Linked DNA regions of Homo sapiens: regions 1 and 2 are each linked to region 3. A link is an interaction called in ENCODE POLR2A ChIA-PET data of the cell type or tissue named here. Cell type or tissue: MCF 10A. All regions are shown on one strand. Each heading gives the region's core, and the rest is flanking DNA. Links, peaks and the distances in the headings are about the cores only.

Evidence for each region. ChIA-PET counts read pairs that join two places held together with the same protein. Peaks named below come from ENCODE experiments on the same cell type or tissue, not always from the same donor. Only the 100,000 strongest peaks of a DNase experiment are listed, where the experiment ranks them.
Region 1: POLR2A ChIA-PET joins it to region 3 with 6 read pairs; 12 of 35 experiments call an interaction of 5 or more read pairs at or near these places.
Region 2: POLR2A ChIA-PET joins it to region 3 with 5 read pairs; 8 of 35 experiments call an interaction of 5 or more read pairs at or near these places.

Annotation. Positions count from the first base shown.
Region 1 is chr12:47,182,252-47,188,411 of GRCh38, reverse strand. The region is part of intron 2 of PCED1B (PC-esterase domain containing 1B); the gene reads right to left. It overlaps MIR4698 (microRNA 4698), which reads right to left and starts at 600; the gene lies at 521-600. In MCF 10A, for the core only: no CTCF peak of the experiment used is centred there; a DNase peak (open chromatin) is centred at 3,421.
Region 2 is chr12:47,246,450-47,252,609 of GRCh38, reverse strand. It overlaps LOC105369746 (a long non-coding RNA gene), which reads left to right and starts at 2,149. Exons shown (of 2, transcript XR_007063288.1): 1 at 2,149-2,243. In MCF 10A, for the core only: no CTCF peak of the experiment used is centred there; DNase peaks (open chromatin) are centred at 2,699 and 3,319.
Region 3 is chr12:47,085,613-47,091,772 of GRCh38, reverse strand. All of the region lies in intron 1 of PCED1B (PC-esterase domain containing 1B), which reads right to left. Among named protein-coding and RNA genes, the nearest start is that of AMIGO2, 8.7 kb to the right of the region's middle. In MCF 10A, for the core only: no CTCF peak of the experiment used is centred there; a DNase peak (open chromatin) is centred at 3,072.

The DNA of each region.
Region 1 (6,160 bases), core at 387-5,386, 97 kb before region 3:
TATTCCATGCTTCTCCATAGGCCAGGAAGATTTGCAGCTAACACCCTTCCTGAATTCTTGTCCCTATAGGGCTTTTGTGTGGGACATCATTGATCCCTATGAGTTCCAGCTGAGGAATTTATGACATATTCTATTCCCCCCTGAGATTAGCCTTTAATAATTTATTTATTCATCCAACATTTAAGAGACCCCAATGGTGTTAGATGCTGGGAACCCAAAGACAACTAAGGCAAGATCACTGTCCCCAAAGTCCTTAGTAAGGGGAGATAAGACATGTAATTTTTAAAAGCCACAAAATGCTATGGTGCCATGACAGAGGTATGTCTGGGGAACAGAAGGGACTCCAAGAAGGAAGAGGTGCTTCCAGGTAAGACAAACTGTGGAAATAAAGCAGCTATAGGGCAAAGAACTTGTTGCAGTCAGGAAGATGCAGGTAGATCAGGTGACCAATTACAATCCTGTTCTTGGAGCTGGTAGGATAAAGGACAGACCCAGGTGGAAGAGGCGCAGGTGAAAGTTTTGCTCCTTCTGGGGTCTTCCTCTACATTTTGACCCAGGCCCGTCTAGGTGGAAATGTAGAGGAAGACCCCAGGAGAAGCATAACTTTCCTTTAACCCATATATCACAAGACTTGGCTGCCTTATGATGAAGCTATAGTTCCCAAATATGTCTTCAATGAAGAAAATTTAATGTTTAGGAATTCTAGAACTTGCAGAGTTGGGAGTTGCCTGGGAGATGAAATGTTCTCTCCATCACCTCCAGCCCTTGGTGCTGAGTTCATTAGCATGTTTAGTTCTAATTTTAGCTATGAAAAAATATATTTTAAAATATTGACACATTTATTATTTAGTGCTGGATTTAACTGTTTACACTTTCACTGATAAAAGATTAAAAATATGTCTTACTATATACTGCTGCCTATAGTTAAAACAGCATCCCTGTTTCTCTTTTTCTCTCTTGTTCTCTATTTTTGAAACTGAGTTAATAATCCCCTTGATGTAGAGATGGGGGATTTTCATCAGTACCAGATCATTTCACCTGCCTTTTCTCCTCCCTGAGATTTCCAATTTCCTGGTGCTTCCTTTTCACTACATTTACCACCCATTTCTTGGTTTTAGGTAAGATCCCATGGTCTCTCCCTATGAACACTATCTCTCACATAGTGTCAGCATTTCTAACTTCTTACCCTGGAGCTATCCACCTGGATCTTTCACCTAAACTCCTGAGTGCTTCTGGAGAAGGTAAAGATCTGTTTTGAGATGAATCTCAAACACTGTTAAGTAGGGCAGCATTTCTAAAGTCCACAGAGCAGCACAGTGGTCCACCTTCAAGTGTGATAGGCACTACCCACTACCTCCCCAAGAGCCATTTTCCCTTCTTTCAGTGTGTTCAGGTGGTAAGGAGAGATCTTTGCTTCCAAGGAGAGTGGTCCCCGACTCCAGGATAGGCCTAACCAGTCATGGAAATCTCCTTCCCTTTATCAATTGGTTGTTCTTGGTTTGGGCATTTGACCTTGTTCTGGCCAATAGGATATAAAAAGAAATCAGCTGGAGATATCCTAAGTAAAGACAAGATTTTGTGCTGTGTTAATTTCCTTGGGCTGCCATCACGAAGTATCACAAACTGGGTAGATTACAACAGAAATGTAGTATCTCACAATTCTGAAGGCCCTCAGACTGAAATAAGGTGTCAGCAGGGCCATGCTCCTTCTGAAAGCTGTAGGGGAAAAAACCTTTTCTTGTCTCTTCCTGGCTTCTGATGCTTGCCAATGAAGGGGTTTGGATTATGCCACCCCACAATATGCCACTCTGGCATATGGATTATTTTGACTTGAAGGCAACTGAGAAAAAGCAGACCCAGGATGAGATCTCTGTCCGCCTCCTATCTGCCTGAAAACAGAACATAAGCTCCCCTTGTGAAAGTGCCCCCCTCTACCCCCCTACCAGTAAAGGGATAACATAAAGGGACAACACCTTATCACTGGAGACAAGATGTCATCCAGAGGAATCTACAAAAACAAAACGTATTAACTAGCCCTCATCTACCATAAGTTTCCCCATATATTTGCCTTCCCACAATTTGCTGCCCCTAGAAGCTCAAAGTCATTTTCCTTTGTCTTGCCACTTCTCTACAAAATTATTGTTCTTTGCTCAATTCTATGTAAGTTCAAGTTCTTTTTTTTTTTCTTTTTTTTTAGACGGAGTCTCACTCTGTCACCCAGGCTGGAGTGCAGGGGCGCGATCTTGGCTCACTGCAACCCCTGCCCCCTGGGTTCAAGCAGTTCTCCTGCCTCAGTCTCCTGAGTAGCTGGGATTACAGGGGCGTGCCACCACATCTGGCTAATTTTGTTATTTTTAGTAGAGATGGGGTTTCACCATGTTGGTCAGGCTGGTCTCAAACTCTTGACCTCGTGATCCGCCCACCTTGGCCTCCCAAAGTGCTGGGATTACAGGTGTGAGCCACTGCACCAGACTAAGTTCAAGTTCTAACCACTCCTTTGAATTACTTATTACTGAATACTCCTATGTGTATGTGCAATGCATATTTCAATAAACTTGTTTGTTTTTCTCTTGTTAATCTGTCTTTTGTCAGTCTAATATACAGTCTTTTTTTTTTTTTGAGACTGAGTCTAGCTCTGCTGTTGCCCAAGCTGGAGTAGTAGTACCACGATTTCAGCTCACTGCAACCTCCACCTCCCAGGTTCAAGCAGTTCTGCTGCCTCAGCCTCCTGCATAGTTGGGATTACAGGTGCCTGCCACCAAGCCCAGCTAATCTTTGTATTTTCAGTAGAGATGGGGTTTCAACATGTTGGCCAGGCTGGTCTCGAACTGCTGGCCTTAAGTGATCCACCCCCGTCAGCCTTCCAAAGTGCTGGGATTACAGGTGTGAGCCACCGTGCCGGGCCACTCTAATATGCAGTCTAATTTTCCCTAGCTGGAGAACCTAGGATGGGTACAGAAAAGGTAATTATTTTCCTCTCCTACACCAGCAATACTTGGCATTCCTCGGCTTGCAGCTTCAATACTTCAACTTCTGCCTCCTTCTTCACAGGGCTGTCTTCCCTCTGTGTGTGTCTCTGCCTTCACATAGCGTTCTCTTCTTGTGTCTGTCTCTGTTTTTTCTTTTTGTAAGGACATCAGTTATTGGATTAGGGCCCACCCTGGTTCAATATGACCTCATCTTAACTAATTACATTTGCATTCCAAATAAGGCCACATTTGCAGGTATCTGGGTTAGGATATCAACATATCTTTTTTGGGGACACAGTTCAATCCATATAAAGGCCTTTTGCTCCTGCCTTTCATCTACCTGGAGATGCAGCAACATCTTGTGACTATGAGGCTACAAACATGAGGAAACAAGTTTACAAGCTAAAGCTGGTGGAAAGGAAAGCTAGGGAAAAAGAAGGAGTCTGACAGCATTACTACACAGTTGAACTACTGCCAGCAACCACTCACCTCTAGACCTCTTGCTAGGTAAGAAAAATAACTCCAGGTTACTTAACCTCTGCCAGGTTTCTTTCACCTGTAGCCAAAAACATTCCAATGCATACACAAAACTTTCCCTAGTTCATAATAAAATTAGAAAAATAAGTAAGGTAATAAAATTTTCATAGATCTGGATTCATTAAATTTAAAGGACTAATCTTTGTTCTGAAATTATGTTATTCCCACTTTTAAAAAATTAAAATATCCTTTCTTTTATGAAATGACGGTATTTGTAGATTGTAATTTTTTTTTTTTTTTAGTGTCTTTGGTAAAAGAAGGAAGGAAAAAGGGAAGGGAAAAAGGAAGGAAGGAAGGGAAGAAAAAAGATTTCAGAAAGTCTTTCTCTAATTTTTAAAAATTCTTTTACTTAGCTTGTGAAACTCAAAAGTCTGTGATGAGAAGAATGCTAGCTAAACTTGCTTTGAAGGGCTAGAACCAGTGGTGTGTGCTGGAGCTGCTGGCAGCAGTTACCGAGAGCAGATGGTTAAATTTCCAGGAAGCTACTTGGCATCACCTGGATGGTTTGAAATCCAATGTGGCGGGAGTATTTGCATCATGGAAATCTGCAAATGCTATAAATCAAACCACCTCCCCTTCCCCAGCTGGTCGTTTACCAGCACACCACTGTCTCCAGCCTGCCTCTTGCAAGTAGCCAGAGGGTAAGCATGCAAGGTACAGCTCACACCAACTAAAACACACATGGGATTGAGGTAAACTTCATTTACTAATTTATACATTTACAATGGAAAATATTCTTGGCCTGGTGCGGTGCAATCCCAGCACTTTGGGAGGGCCAAGGTGGGAGAATCGCTTTAGCCCAGGAGTTCAAGACCAGCCTAGGCAACATAGGGAGACCCTTTCTCTACAAAAAAGAAAAAGAAAAGAAGAAAAAGAAAAATATTCTCTCTATTGCTGGTTTAAGTACCTAATGGTCTATTTTCCTCAATAAAATGTCAGCTCTGCCTCAGCAGGAACCATATCTGTTCTGTTCATGCAGTATCCCCACTGCCTAGCATAGCACCAACTGGTGCGGGGGCCCTTGTCTTCCTTGGAGTCATGATCAGAGATTCTGTAGTTATCAGAACACTGAAGGAATCAAAGTCTATTAAAACATAAAAAAAAGTTTACGAGTGCAGGAAGTCTGTATACAGATGAGTCCCTGTCCTCACGTGGCACACAATTCTAAGATGGCTGAGCAAAAATATGCAATTAACAAAAGCACTTTGTAATTTCAAGTAGTGAAAGTTACCAGGATGTGAGTTTTAAACAGTCTACTGTACTGTGTTCAGTAAAATACCCGTTCAATGGGTGATATATAGGTGTTAAAAAAAAAAGAAATGGTTCTGTAGCTAGTATATTTGGGAAGTGCTGGTTAACCCAAGTTAAATCGATTTCTTTATTGTTAAACTTCTCTGAGCCTTTAATATGATGTTGATATGTGGGACTCTATTTTGAACATGCATATTTTGAGATACATTGCCTATTTAAGTGTCCCACAGAGCACATGTTAGGAAACACTAGCACATTGCTATCTTAGATTTCTCAAAAGGTCTCTACTTCCTTGAGGTAATTTTCTATCAGGCACTAGAGCAAAATATATTTAGAAATTCCATCCCTAGACAGCAAGAGATAGACAGTTCAGAAGTTTTCTATGTACATTCTGCCCACCTCTTTACCTATATATAATCACTATGATATAAATGTTTACCTATTATAATTTGTGAGTACCTGAATTGTAGCACTCTATTTTTCCCTAATTGGCAAAAGTTCATTCCCTAATTGGGTAGCTAACACTCCCAAGATATCAGATATGTTATTTGATTAGGATGTTAATCCTCTTTATGTCACCTGTTTTCCAAATGGTATAAAGAATAAAAATCATCCTTTGAATCATTGCCAAAAAAAAAAAGAGAGACCCCTGAAGCCATTCTAATTTAGCTTTTAGCTGTTGGGTGGAACTAAACTCTGTCTATCCCAGTAAGACACTCCATTTGCATTTATAATCTCTGGGGTGATGAGTTTCAAAATATTGTTTGTTTATATGTCCTCATTTTTGCGTATCCTTATGGGCAGTTGGATGTTTCTGCTCTTAAGGCAGTATGGTGTGGCGAGTGAGAGCTAGGGTTCTGGAGTCAGCCTGAGTTCAAGTTGCAGCTCAACTGTTACTAGCTATGTGGTCTTGTGCAAATTACTTAAGCCACAGTTTTCGTCAACTGTGCAATGGGAGTAATAGCACTAATAATCTGCCTCCTGAGTTACTGGAAGGCTGTTAAAAAGATAATAGGTATAAAGCACTCAACATAGTAGTATTCTTTTTTTTTCTTTTTTTTTTTGAGATGGAGTCTCGCTCTGTCACCCAGGTTGGAGTGCAGTGGCGTGATCTCGGCTCACTGCAATCTCCACCTCCCAGATTCAAGTGATTCTCATGCCTCAGCCTCCTGAGTAGCTAGGATTACAGGCACGTGCCACCACGCCCAGCTAATTTTTGTATTTTTAGTAGACATGGTGTTTCACCATGTTGTTTGGCTGGTCTCAAAGGCCTGACCTTGTGATCCGCCTGCCTCAGCCTCCCAACGTGCTGGGATTACAGGCTGAGCAACCGTGCCAGGGCAGTAGTATTCTTATCACTCTAGCTCTCTCAATACTGTAGGTCTATTGCTTACAGTGACTCA
Region 2 (6,160 bases), core at 387-5,386, 160 kb before region 3:
TCTGTATATATCTGTTAAGTCCATTTGTTCCAAGGTATAGTTTAAATCTATTGTTTCTTTGTTGACTCTCTCTCTTGATGAACTGTCTAGTGCTGTCAGTGGAGTGCTGAAGTCCCCCACTATTATTGTGTTGCTGTCTATCTCATTTCTTAGGTCTAGTAGAAATTGTTTTATAAATGTGGGAGCTCCAGTGTTAGGTGAATATATGTTCAGGATTGTGATATTTTCCTGTTGGACAAGGCCTTTTACCATTATAGAATGTCCCTCTTTGTCTCTTTTAACCGCTGTTGCTTTAAAGTTTGTTTTGCATGATATAAGAATAGCTACCTCTGCTCACTTTTAGTGTCCATTTGCATGAAATGCCTTTTTCCACCCCTTTACTTTAAGTTTATGTGAGTCTTTACGTGTTAGGTGAGTCTCCTGAAGGCAATAGATGGTTGGTGAGTTCTTACGCATTCTGAGGTTCTGTATCTTTTAAGTGGAGAATTTAGGCCATTTACATTCAATGTTAGTATTGAAATATGAGGTACTGTGCATTCATCGTACTCTTTGTTGCCTGTGTACTTTGTTTTTTTGTTGCTGTTTTTGCTTTTTAACTTGTATTTTTGTTTTATAGGTCCTGTGTGACTTATCCTTTAAAGAGGTTCTGTTTTGATGTATTTCTAGGATTTGTTTTAAGATTTAGAACTCCTTTTAGCAGTTCTTATAGTGGTGGCCTGGTAATGGCGAATTCTCTCAGTATTTGTTTTTCTGAAAACAACTGTATCTTTCCTTCATATATGATGCTTAGTTTCTCTGGATACAAAATTCTTAGTTGATAATTGTTTTGTTTGAGGAGGCTGAAGATAGGGCCCCAATCCCTCCTAGCTTGTAGAGTTTCTGCTGAGAAATCTCCAGTTAATCTGATAGGTTTTCCTTTATAGGTTACCTGGTGCTTCTGTCTCACAGATCTTAAAATTCTTTCCTTCATCTTAGCTTTGGATAACCTGATGACAAGGTGCCTAGGAGAAGATCTTTTTGTGATGAATTTCTGATGTGTTCTATGTGCTTCTTGTATTTGGATGTCTAGGTCTCTAGCAATGCTGGGGATGTTTTCCTCAATTATTCTCCCAAATATATTTTCTAAGCTTTTAGAATTCTCTTCTTCCTTGGGAACACTGATTGTTCTTAGGTTTGGTCGTTTAACATAATCTCAGACCTCTTGGAGGCTTTGTTCATATTTTCTTATTCTTTTTTCTTTGTCTTTGTTGGATTGGTTTAATTTGAAGAACTTGTCATTGGGCACGGCCCAGCACTTTGGGAGGCTGAGGTGGGTGGATCACCTGAAGTCAGGAGTTTGAGGCCGCATGTCCAACATGGAGAAACCCTGTCTCTACTAAAAATATAAAATTAGCTGGGCATGGTGTAATCCCAGCTACTTGGGAGGCTGAGGCAGGAGAATCGCTTGAACCCGGGAGGTGGAGGTTGCGGTGAGCGGAGATCGCACCATTGCACTCCAGCCTGGGCAGCAAGAGTGAAACTCCATCTCAAAAAAAAAAAAAAAAAAAAAAAGGCCTTGTCTTTGAGCTCTGAATTTCTTTCTTCTACTTATTCAATTCTATTGCTGAGACTTTCCAGAGCATTTCACATTTCTAAAAGTGTGTCCAAAGTTTCCTGAATTTTGTATTGTTTTTTCTTTAAGCTATCTATTTCCTTGAATATTTCTCCCTTCACTTCTTGTATCATTTTTTGGATTTCCTTGCATTGCGCTTCACTTTTCTCTGGTCTCTCCCTGATTAGCTTAATAACTAACCTCCTGAATTCTTTTTCAGGTAAATTAGGGATTTCTTCTTGGTTTGGATCCATTGTTGGTGAACTAGTGTGATTTTTGGGGGGTGTTGAAGGGCCTTGTTTTGTCATATTACAAGGATTGGTTTTCTGGCTCCTTCTCATTTGGGTAGGCTCTGTCAAAGGGAAGGTCTAGGGCTGAAGGCTGTCGTTCAGATTCTTTTGTCCCACAGGGTCTTCCCTTGATGTAGTACTCTCCCCCTTTTCCTATGGATGTGGCTTCCTGTGAGCTGAACTGCAGTGATTGTTGTCTCTCTTCTGGGTCTAGCCACCCAGCAAGTCTACCAGGCTCTAGGCTGCTACTGGGGGTTGTCTGCACAGAGTCCTGTGATGTGAACTGTCTACGGGTCTCTCAGCCGTGGATACCAGCGCTTGTTCTGGTGGAGGTGGCAGAAGGTGCAATAGACTTTCTGAAGGTCTGTAGCTTTGGTGGTTTAATGCTCTATTTTTGTGCCGGTTGGCCTCCTGCCAGGAGGTGGCATTTTCCAGAAAACATCAGCTGTAGTAATGTGGAGAGGGACCAGTAGTGGGTGGGACCCTAGAACTCCCAAGATTATATGCCGTTTATCTTCCACTACCAGGGTGGATAGGGAAGGACCATCAGGTGGGGGCAGGGCTAGGCATACGCTCAGACTGTTCAGGAGGCTCAGACTCTCCTTGGGCAAGTCTTGCTGTGGCTGCTGTGGGAGATGGGAGTGAGATTCCCAGGTCACTGGAGTTGTGTACCTAGGAGGATTAGGGCTGCCTCTGCTGAGTCATGCAGGTTATCAGGGAAGTGGAGGAAAGCTGGCAGTCAGAGCCCTCACCCAGCTCTCATGCAAACGGAAGGGCTGGTCTCACTCCCACCATGTCCCACCAACAGCCCTGAGTCTGTTTCCAGGAAGAGGGAGAGATAGGCTTGAAAACTTGCCCAAGGCTATCTGCCTCACAGCTGTGAAAGAAAAGGGCTTTAGTTCTTCCCCTACGAGTGAAGTCTGCATACTGGATTCACGCCCTCCCCTGAGTTCTGGCCAGGAGGTTTCTCACCCTGTTCAAATTGGTACAAATTTCGGCTAGAGCATTCCTTCTCCCTGTGGAGTTTTACCCCCTGCATCTCTGGCCACCCTCTCAGTGGATCCCTGTGGTGCCAGGCAGGAATGGGCTGCAGGGGCACCCAGCGAGCTTCCAGGGCCTTTCTGCCGCTTCCTCTACCCCTGTTTTTCGCTTGGCTCTCTAACTTGACTCAGCTTCAGGTAAAGTCAGAAACTTCTCCCACAAACAGATCTTCGGCTTCTCCAGTGGGGGTGTGTGTTCGGGAGAGGAGGGTCTCCCTTTCCCACTTCTGCAGTTGTGGCACTGCAGTTGGGGCACTCACAGTATTTGGGGGTCTCCTGGGTCCTGCAGGAGCAGTCTGCTTCCTTCAGAGAGTCTGTGGATCCTCTCAGGATTGCTGGTTTGTTCTTGCAGTCGATCTGGAGCTAAAATTCACAAGGCAAGCCTCTGCATGCCGCTCTGTCTGGAGCTGTAATCTAATCCTGCCTCCCATCCGATATGATCCCAGGAGTGGCATACCTGACTTATGTATCTGCCATACGAGGCCATTTTTTAAAATTGAAATGTTTTGGCTCTAAGATAAGCAGGTATTTTTGTAGCACCATAATTTCTGGTTCTGTGAAAATTAAAAAAAAAGTTTTTGTAAATATGTTGCCCATTAAAGCAATTATTTCAGCTATTTTTTCACTTCCGTCTTTCTAAAATAAACATTAGTCACAAGAATATACATCCTTCCAAAAACCGTTTTAATCCTAGTACATTTTTAGTTCCTTTCCTCTCTGAATCAGGAAATGATAGATCGTGGATGCATTTTTAATTGTTTGTATTTATTGACTATTTACTAAGCGCCAAACATTATGCCAAGTGCCTTACAGATATTATGGCATTTAAAACTAACAGTCCTATGAGGTGTGTGTTTTTATTTTCATTTTAAAGTTTAGGTATCTGAGCCATAAAGAGTTTAAGATTCTCGCAAAAGTTCCCATCACCAATAAAGGGCATACACTCAATTTTCTCCAAGATGTGTGCACCCCCAAGCCCATGTTCTTAACCTCGATACCATCCATACCCTCTCTGTGGGCTACATACTAGACAGCAGAGGCAGTTATATCACTCCTATAGGCAGACATCACCTTCTAACCTTAGATATTCAAATTTTAAGGAAACTCCAGAGCAGGATTTTTCAATTTTTTTTTAACAACAATCCATAATAATAATGACATTTTACTTCTAGTCAGAATACACACATAAACACACACACACACAAACACACATACATGCCATGGAATAGTATCATTATTACTTGATTTGTACTCTGATTTTTTTATTCTGTTCCAAATAAATTCTGGTCAGGATGCACTAAATTTATTTTTACAATTTACTAATGAAGCATTACTTTAATTTTGAAAAATACTGTACTAGTGCATAGCCAGTCTGTGTTACAGTTACCTGTTTGAAGAGAGCTCTACCATCTTAGGCAAGTTATTTAATTTCTGAGTCCTCAGTTTTCTCATCTGCCAAATGAAAAGGCTGAACCAGGTTAGTGATTCTTTTTTTTTTTTTTTTTCTGAGGCAAAGTCTCCCTCTATTGCCCAGCCTGGAGTGCAGTGGCGAAATCTCGGCTCACTGCAACCTCCGCCTCCTGGGTTCAAGTGATTCTCCTGCCTCAGCCTCCCGAGTAGCTGGGACTATAGGCACACACCACCACGCCCGGCTAGTTTTTGTATTTTTAGTAGAGACAGGGTTTCACAATATTGGCCAGGCTGGTCTCGACCTCCTGACCTCGTGATCCACCCGCCTCGGCCTCCCAAAGTGCTGGGATTACAGGGATGAGCCACTGCACCTGGCATTAGTGATTCTTAATCCTGGTTGCACATTAGAAATACCTGGAGAACTTTTAGATACACTTGTCTCCAGGTTTTTGCCCTCAGAATTTCTGATTCTGATTCTGATTTAATGGTTTTAGGGTGGGGCCTATGCCCTGGTATTGTTTTTTTAACAAACATCTTAGTGATTCTGAGGGAAATGGTCTAAGAAATACTGCATCACATCATCTCAGCAACTGCTTTTATGGTTTCCACAGTCTGTAGTGCCTGGCACTGGGCCTGTGGTCAGTGCTCTGAAATGTGTGTTAAGTGACTGCACCAACCAGCCTGGCCACTCTGGCTACCCTCTGCCAACACCCTGGGCTTCATGCCATTTCCATCCGTTCTTTGATCCCTTTTCTAACTTAGCTCAAATAAAGAATCACAATCTCCCCTCTCTTCTGCTCAATCCATAATTATCTCCTTAAATATTAAAATCACATTCAAACTGGATTCCTAATACTCTGAGAGGCAATTACATGGTAGTAGCTAAAACAATAGCATGAACTTGGAACAATCTTTAATTTTATTTGACAAATATTTTATTTTTTTATTTTTATTTATTTATTTATTTGAGATGGAGTTTCACTCTTGTTGCCCATGCTGGAGTGCAGTGGTGTGATCTCAGCTCACCACAACCTCTGCCTCCTGGGTTCAAGCAATTCTCCCACCTCAGCCTCCTGAGTAGCTGGGATTACAGGCATGTGCCACCACGCCTGGCTAATTTTGTATTTTTAGTAGAGAGGGGGTTTCTCCATGTTGGTCAGGCTGGTCTCGAACTCCCAACCTCAGGTGATTCACCCACCTCGGCCTCCCAAAGTGCTGGGATTACAGGCATGAACCACTGCGCCAGGCCCTATTTTTTGAGAGAGTCTCTATTGCCCACGTTGGAATGCAGTGATGTGATCATAGCTCACTGTGGCCTTGATCTCTTGGGCTCAAGGGATCCTGATTAAAAAAAAGTCTTCTGTAGAGATGGGATCTTACTGTGTTGCCCAGGTTGGTCATGTACTCCTGGCCTCAAGCAATCCTCCCACCTGGGCCTCCCAAAGTGCTGGGATTAACAGCATCAGCCATTGCACCTGATGGACAAATATTTTTAAAGTAGTAACTATGTGCCAGTCACAATTCTAAGGGCTTTATAAATACAATTTTAGTTGTCCATAATAATCTTATAAGAGATGCTATCATCCCCCTATTTTATGGATTAGGACCCTAAATCCCACTGCATTTTTGCTCAATGTTTTGCACTGATTTTATTCAATGTTTTGAAGGGCGTTATGATTATTATTATTTATAAAACAAAGGATACCGCATGAAGTGAACAGAGAATTTCAGTTAATATTTTATATGATGCTTGAAATTAATTTAATCCTTGGAGTAGCTGCAGCAGGCAGACCTCCTGTATATATGGGTTTCATCTCCACCATTACAGG
Region 3 (6,160 bases), core at 339-5,338:
GTCAATTCAACATTCAAGTGGAAAAAAAGGTATTCTAATGTTTATTTCACATTACACACAAGAGTCAATACCAGACAGATTGCAGAAATAATTGAAAGATGAAACAATAAAACTTCTAGAGTAGAACATCTTCATGACCTTGGAGTCAGCAATCCTTTGTTAAATAGAAAATAAGCAAATGAAAAAGCATTAATCATAAAAGGAAAAAATGTGATAAACTTGGCTACATTGAAACTAAAAACTTCTGTTCCCCCAAATTGAGTGAAAAGGCAACCCACAAGGTGAGAGAAAAATATTAACATATATTAATTTATATCCAATGCAAACACACATATATATGATTAAAAAACACAAATCTAGAATGTATAAAGAACACCTGCAAGTCAATAAGAAAAAGTTGAACAACTCAACAGCATAATGGGCAAAAGTCTCATAAAAGAGATGTGTAAATAAACATACAGAAAATTGTTTATTAATTCTCAGGGAAATGCATAATAAAATAACATAAAACCATAATAAAATAACACTTGCTATCCACGAAAATGGCTAAGATGAAAAAGATGGAAAATAATAAGTGTTGACAAGGACGTGAAGGAATAAGAATTATCATATACCACTTGTGGGATAATAAATTGGTACAACCACTTTGGAGAAGTGGGAGTTACTACTAGAGTTGAACATATGCATAACCTGTAACCCATCAAACAGATTTCAAGGCATACACCTACTAGAAATGTATGCACATGTTCACCAAAAGAATTAGAATCGGGGGGAATTTGGGGGAACAGAATGTTCATGGCAACAGTACTTGTTAGTAGACAAAAATTGGAACAACCATTTGTTGGATGGTTGGAACAAATGGTTGTTCCAATTTTTGGAACAATGTTCCAAATATTCCAATGTTGTTCCAACAAACCGGCCCATGAACAACAAAATAGTTAAACCAATTGTGATATAGCCACAGAATTTGGGCTATATCAGTAGCAGTAAGAATGATTTACAACTACATACAAAAGTATGGATGAATCTCTCCAACATAAAGATGAGCAGTAGAAACCAGACACAAAAAAGCATATATTCCATTTATACAAAGTATAAAAACAGGTGAGCTAATCTATGTTGTTAGATGTCAGCAGAGTGGTTACCACTGGGAAATTAGTGACTAGAAGGGAACAGAGGGAATTTTTGGAGAGCTGGTAATGTCCTGTTTCTTGATTTGGGTGATGGTTACAAGGGTGTGGTTGCCTTTACTCTGGTACTCCGGTTCTATGCATGGTACATGATTCTTGCCTCATGATTGTCTTTGTTGGAATTTTGCATTCCATCAGAAGGATTGGACAGAACTTAACTTCTGCTTATGTAATTGTTTAGTTCACATTCGATATACATATTTATATTGATTTTATTGAGGCTCTGCAAAATGCCTGCATCTCATGACATTCTTCTGGGCACTGGCTTTTTTCTCCACGTGGCTCCTCAGCTGTCTGATAATGTCTTTCTGATATGAGTTCTCTGTTCGTTGTCCATTTGCCTCTCTTGTGTGTGATCATCATTCTACCATATTTATGATGTATTGTCTTTGCATTCTCCGTTATTGGGCTGATAAAGGAATAGGGAGAGATCATCTTTAATAGAAAGGGCAATTTTCTGATTTGAGCAGAATCATGAGGCCATGGTATTTCCTGTATATTAAGACTTCAGGCCCACTGCTGTGGCTCACGCCTGTAATCCCAGCACTTTGGGAAGCCGAGGTGGGTGGATCACTTGAGGTCAGGGGTTTGAGACCAGCCTGGCCAACATGGTGAAACCCTGTCTCTGCTGAAAATACAAAAATCAGCTGGGCATGGTGTGTGTGCCTGTAATCCCAGCTACTCGGGAGGTTGAGGCAGGAGAATCACTTGAACCCGGGAGGCAGAGGTTGCAGTGAGCCAAGATCATGCCACTGCACTCCAGCCTGGGTGACACAGCAAGGCTCTGTCTCAAAAAAAGAGAGAGACTTCACTGATTAACTGCTTCATGCCTTCTGCCTGGGGATGACAGTGTCTTATCCAGCCCATCTAAATATTTGGTCTTATTGGCAAACGTATCTCTCTTGTGACAATGGATTTGTCATGCACAATAGCTTGATACCACTAAACATTCAAGTCATCAAATGAATTACTCTTCTTTATTATTTCACACTCACCAAACATATTTATGATTATAAACTTGGCTTCCCAAAGCTCTCTTGCAGCCAGAGAATAAATGCCAGATAGGTAGGTATGTTTTTTGGTATATACATATATATATATATATATATATATATATATATGTATTTTTTTTTTTTGAGATGGAGTCTTGCTCTGTCACCCAGGCTGGAGTTCAGTGGCATGATCTCAGCTCACTGCAAGCCCCGCCACCCGGGTTCATGCCATTCTTCTGCCTCAGCCTCCCAAGTAGCTGGGACTACAGGTGCCCGTCACCACGCCCTGTTAATTTTTTGTTTTCATATTTTTAGTAGAGATCGGTTTCACCGTGTTAGCCAGGATGGTCTCGATCTCCTGACCTCATGATCCGCCTGCCTTGGCCTCCCAAAGTGCTGGGATTACAGGCGTGAGCCACCACGCCTGGCCTTTTGGTTTATATTTTAAGTCCCTCTCCATGTGTAAAATTAGCCCTGGGACACCAAAAATATCAAGTTTCTGGACCTGTCAAGCTGGGCTAAGTCAATGTTATAAAGACGGCCCTGTCTGAAGACCCTATTGCCTATCTTGCACCCAGGTACCCCTACAAACAAACATATTAATGTTCACTGTGGCAATGCATATTCTGTTTCTAAAAATACAGCCAAGGAGCCAAGGTTCTTAGAGCCTTCCCAGGAAAGGAAATTGAGACAAAAGGAATTTAGGCATCCAGTAGTTCTAATAAATATTGAGTGAATGGAAAATTTTACTTTGAGATAAATATGAACAATCGTCATGTTAAGCATGTTTTCTATCATCTGGCTGTTTCCATGAAGTAGGAAACGCCTGTGAGCAGACTCATCCTTCAGCAACTTGTTCAGATTTGCACCTGACCTCTTCTATACAACAGCTGCCAAGGAAACCTACATTGATTTCCTACCACGTATTTTTATCACAATGCAAGAGGCAAGTAGCAGCATGTCAAAACTGCTCTCTGGAGAAAGTGATTATTATTATTTTTTATTTATTTTGCTTTCCATGCAGTTCAGAACCCCTTTGGGTACTCTCCAGTGTGTTTTGAGATTGCTGACCCTCACTCTCTACTAAAGGTCACTGAGGTTGCTCCCCACAACATGCCACCTTCGAGTCCCCAGGGGTTTTGAGAAGCCTAGGCATGCAGACCAGTGGACTCATTCCAGTCTGCAGCAGCTGAGAGAGAGCACCATGGAGAGTAAGGCAGAGCTGAGTGAAATGAGGACCTGCTGGACTCTGGTACAGCCAGGCTCGGGGGAGCCACATAATTAGTACAAACATCATTGTGTTGAGACACCTCTCCAGCTCTGTTTATTTTGCACATAAACCTAGCCATTAGGTTCAGCAAACATTTGTTAAACATCTGTGCTGCGTCAGACCACATCCAAGGCACAAGGGCAATAAGGCAAGTACTCTTTTACAGCTTTATAGTTCACCAAAGCACTTTTTACATGTTTCATCTCAGTCAACTTTGTGAAATTAAACAGTGCACATATTAGTACTGCGTTTCCATCTTACAAAGGGGAAGCTGAGAATCCAAAAGGTTGAGTCATTTACCTAGAGTTATATAGTTAATAAATGGATGTTCTGGAACAAAATCCAGGGATTTGATTCTTTATTCAATACTCTATTTGGCATTTAATTAGAAGGTGTTTCAGTTCCTTGGTATGTGCAGGAGAGAGACACTACTTTCCTTGCTTATAATTCTTTATTGCGAGTGCCACAGATAAGATGACCAATAGGGATTCATGTTAGTACTCTTAATTCTAAGAGAAAATTTTCATCTCTGACCGTTTAATGGTTTTCCCCAGATTATATTTTTATTTGCATACAATTTACTTTGTTGAATCAGATACTTTTCCAACAAAATGAGTAAGATCTAAAATTCTGAATTGGAATATTTGGAATTTTTGAATGCCCCAAGTATATATTTTCTGTTGCAAATACTTTGGCTCATGGTTTTATCCAATTTGGAATTGAATTCTATACCACCTTATATCCTATAATTATTTCTAATAATACTACAAATTCCTAGAGGAGAGCAACCATATCACGGCTCTGGGAGTGTAGCCAGGACTAACAATATTTGCTGAATGGAATTTAAATTATGGCTGACCTTGCTACTCCCTAAATGGGAAGCATTAGAACTAATTGTTAAGCATCAATCCAGAGCAAGGCAGATTTCTGTGAGAAATCTGCTTCTACCACTAATATTGGGCAGGTTATATAAACCAACAAAGCCCCATGGCCCTCATTAGAAAATGGGGATGCTAATGCCCATCTCTGAAGCCCTTTATAAGAATTAAATGAGAAGCCTGGTATATGGTGAGAATATAATAAGTGGTAGGTATTATTATCAAGACCACTTTCTTGGGTCTTTCGAGAGGTCCTTCTATCTTCTCCTATATTAATGTGATGTTTCTTTTCACTGTCACAAACTGAAAGGTCAGAGTTCCAGAGCAAATTACCCATGGAGCAGCCACCACAGAGGGCCTTGTGTTTGCTGAAAGTAATTGAATAAGTATTTGCAATAGTGCTGACTGTATAATGGAGAGAGCTGATTCTTTTCTCTCTCAATTTTATTTTGTTTAGTGTTAACGTTGGTTGGTGAATAATGGCTGCTTCAAATTAGATATTACTTTGAATAATTAGATTCCCTTTATAAAGCTATGATAAATTAGTTACTGCTACAGGAAATCCAATTTTTTAAAGGGCATAAAATAGGACTCTGAATGCTTCATATAGTTCTCTAAACTGGGTTTGTTAAATATTATCCATATTTATCAGAGAGGCAAAATTAACCCCAGTTTTGAGGGATATAATAGCGTTTAAGAATTCAATCAGATGACCTCTTCAGGCTAACAATGAGCAAAATAAAAACTAGAGCACCTGCCATTTATGACCAAAATCTCAAGAGATAACGATAATTCTAGATGCATAGTTTTGACACACTGAGTTTTTTAAAGCTAATTTTCATCTGCTTATTTTATTCCTAAAGCTGAGAATGTTAAAGTATTTAAAAAGAGGTTTGCTTGTTTCTCTCATTATATAATTATGACAAAGAAAAAAGATCATCCTTTTGCAAACTTCTCAGGTTCCTCACTTCAATGGATTTATTCTTTGAGCAGAAATTGTAACCTTCCAGTGAGATTGTAAATGGCATTCATTCTTTGATTCTTTTTCCTGTAACTTCCTTTTTTTTTTTTTTTTTTTTTTTACCATAAGCACATAGTACAGTACTTTAAGAATTAGGAAAAATCTTTTTAGTTGTTATTTTTATTTTTATTTCTCATTGAAAAACAAAAAGCAGTGTGGGCAGGGGACCATGCCACCTTCACCAAGGCTGGACTAAGAATGTGCCATCGGGGAGGACTCATAGCTATTGTGAGTTGATCACACCCAAGTTTGTTGAACCCTGAACGCTGAGAATATGGACAATTGGGCAATAAGAAATATTTAAATGTCTATTATGTGCCTAATTTTAGTCAGACTTGTATGGCTATTGCAGCATTTATGCATGGCTATAATTCTCAGACTAAAGAATAGCGCCTAGCACACAGTGGGCGCTCAGTAAATATCCGCCGAATAAACAATGCAGAGCTAAAGCAGGACAGCAATTATCATGCCTCAAACAGGGGAGGTCTGAGTCACTTCCTGCCTGAGAAGCCAGAAGAGGGTTTTTCTCTCTGAAAGTACAGTAGTTGATTCTGAAGTAGGAACCAAATTAAGCAGAAACATTGATGCACATGACTTTAAAAACTATTAAGTTTTCATTGTACTTTTTCTTCTCACAAAGGACTCTAGAATAATAGGATGTACAGATAAGGAAAAAGAAGAAATATGTTAAAAGAAACACTGTTATGGCACAGGTACATAATTTTTCATTTGATTATCTATGCATACCATATAATTAACATACATATATATTTTTTCTTTTACAAAAACTGGAACCATACCATTTTGTA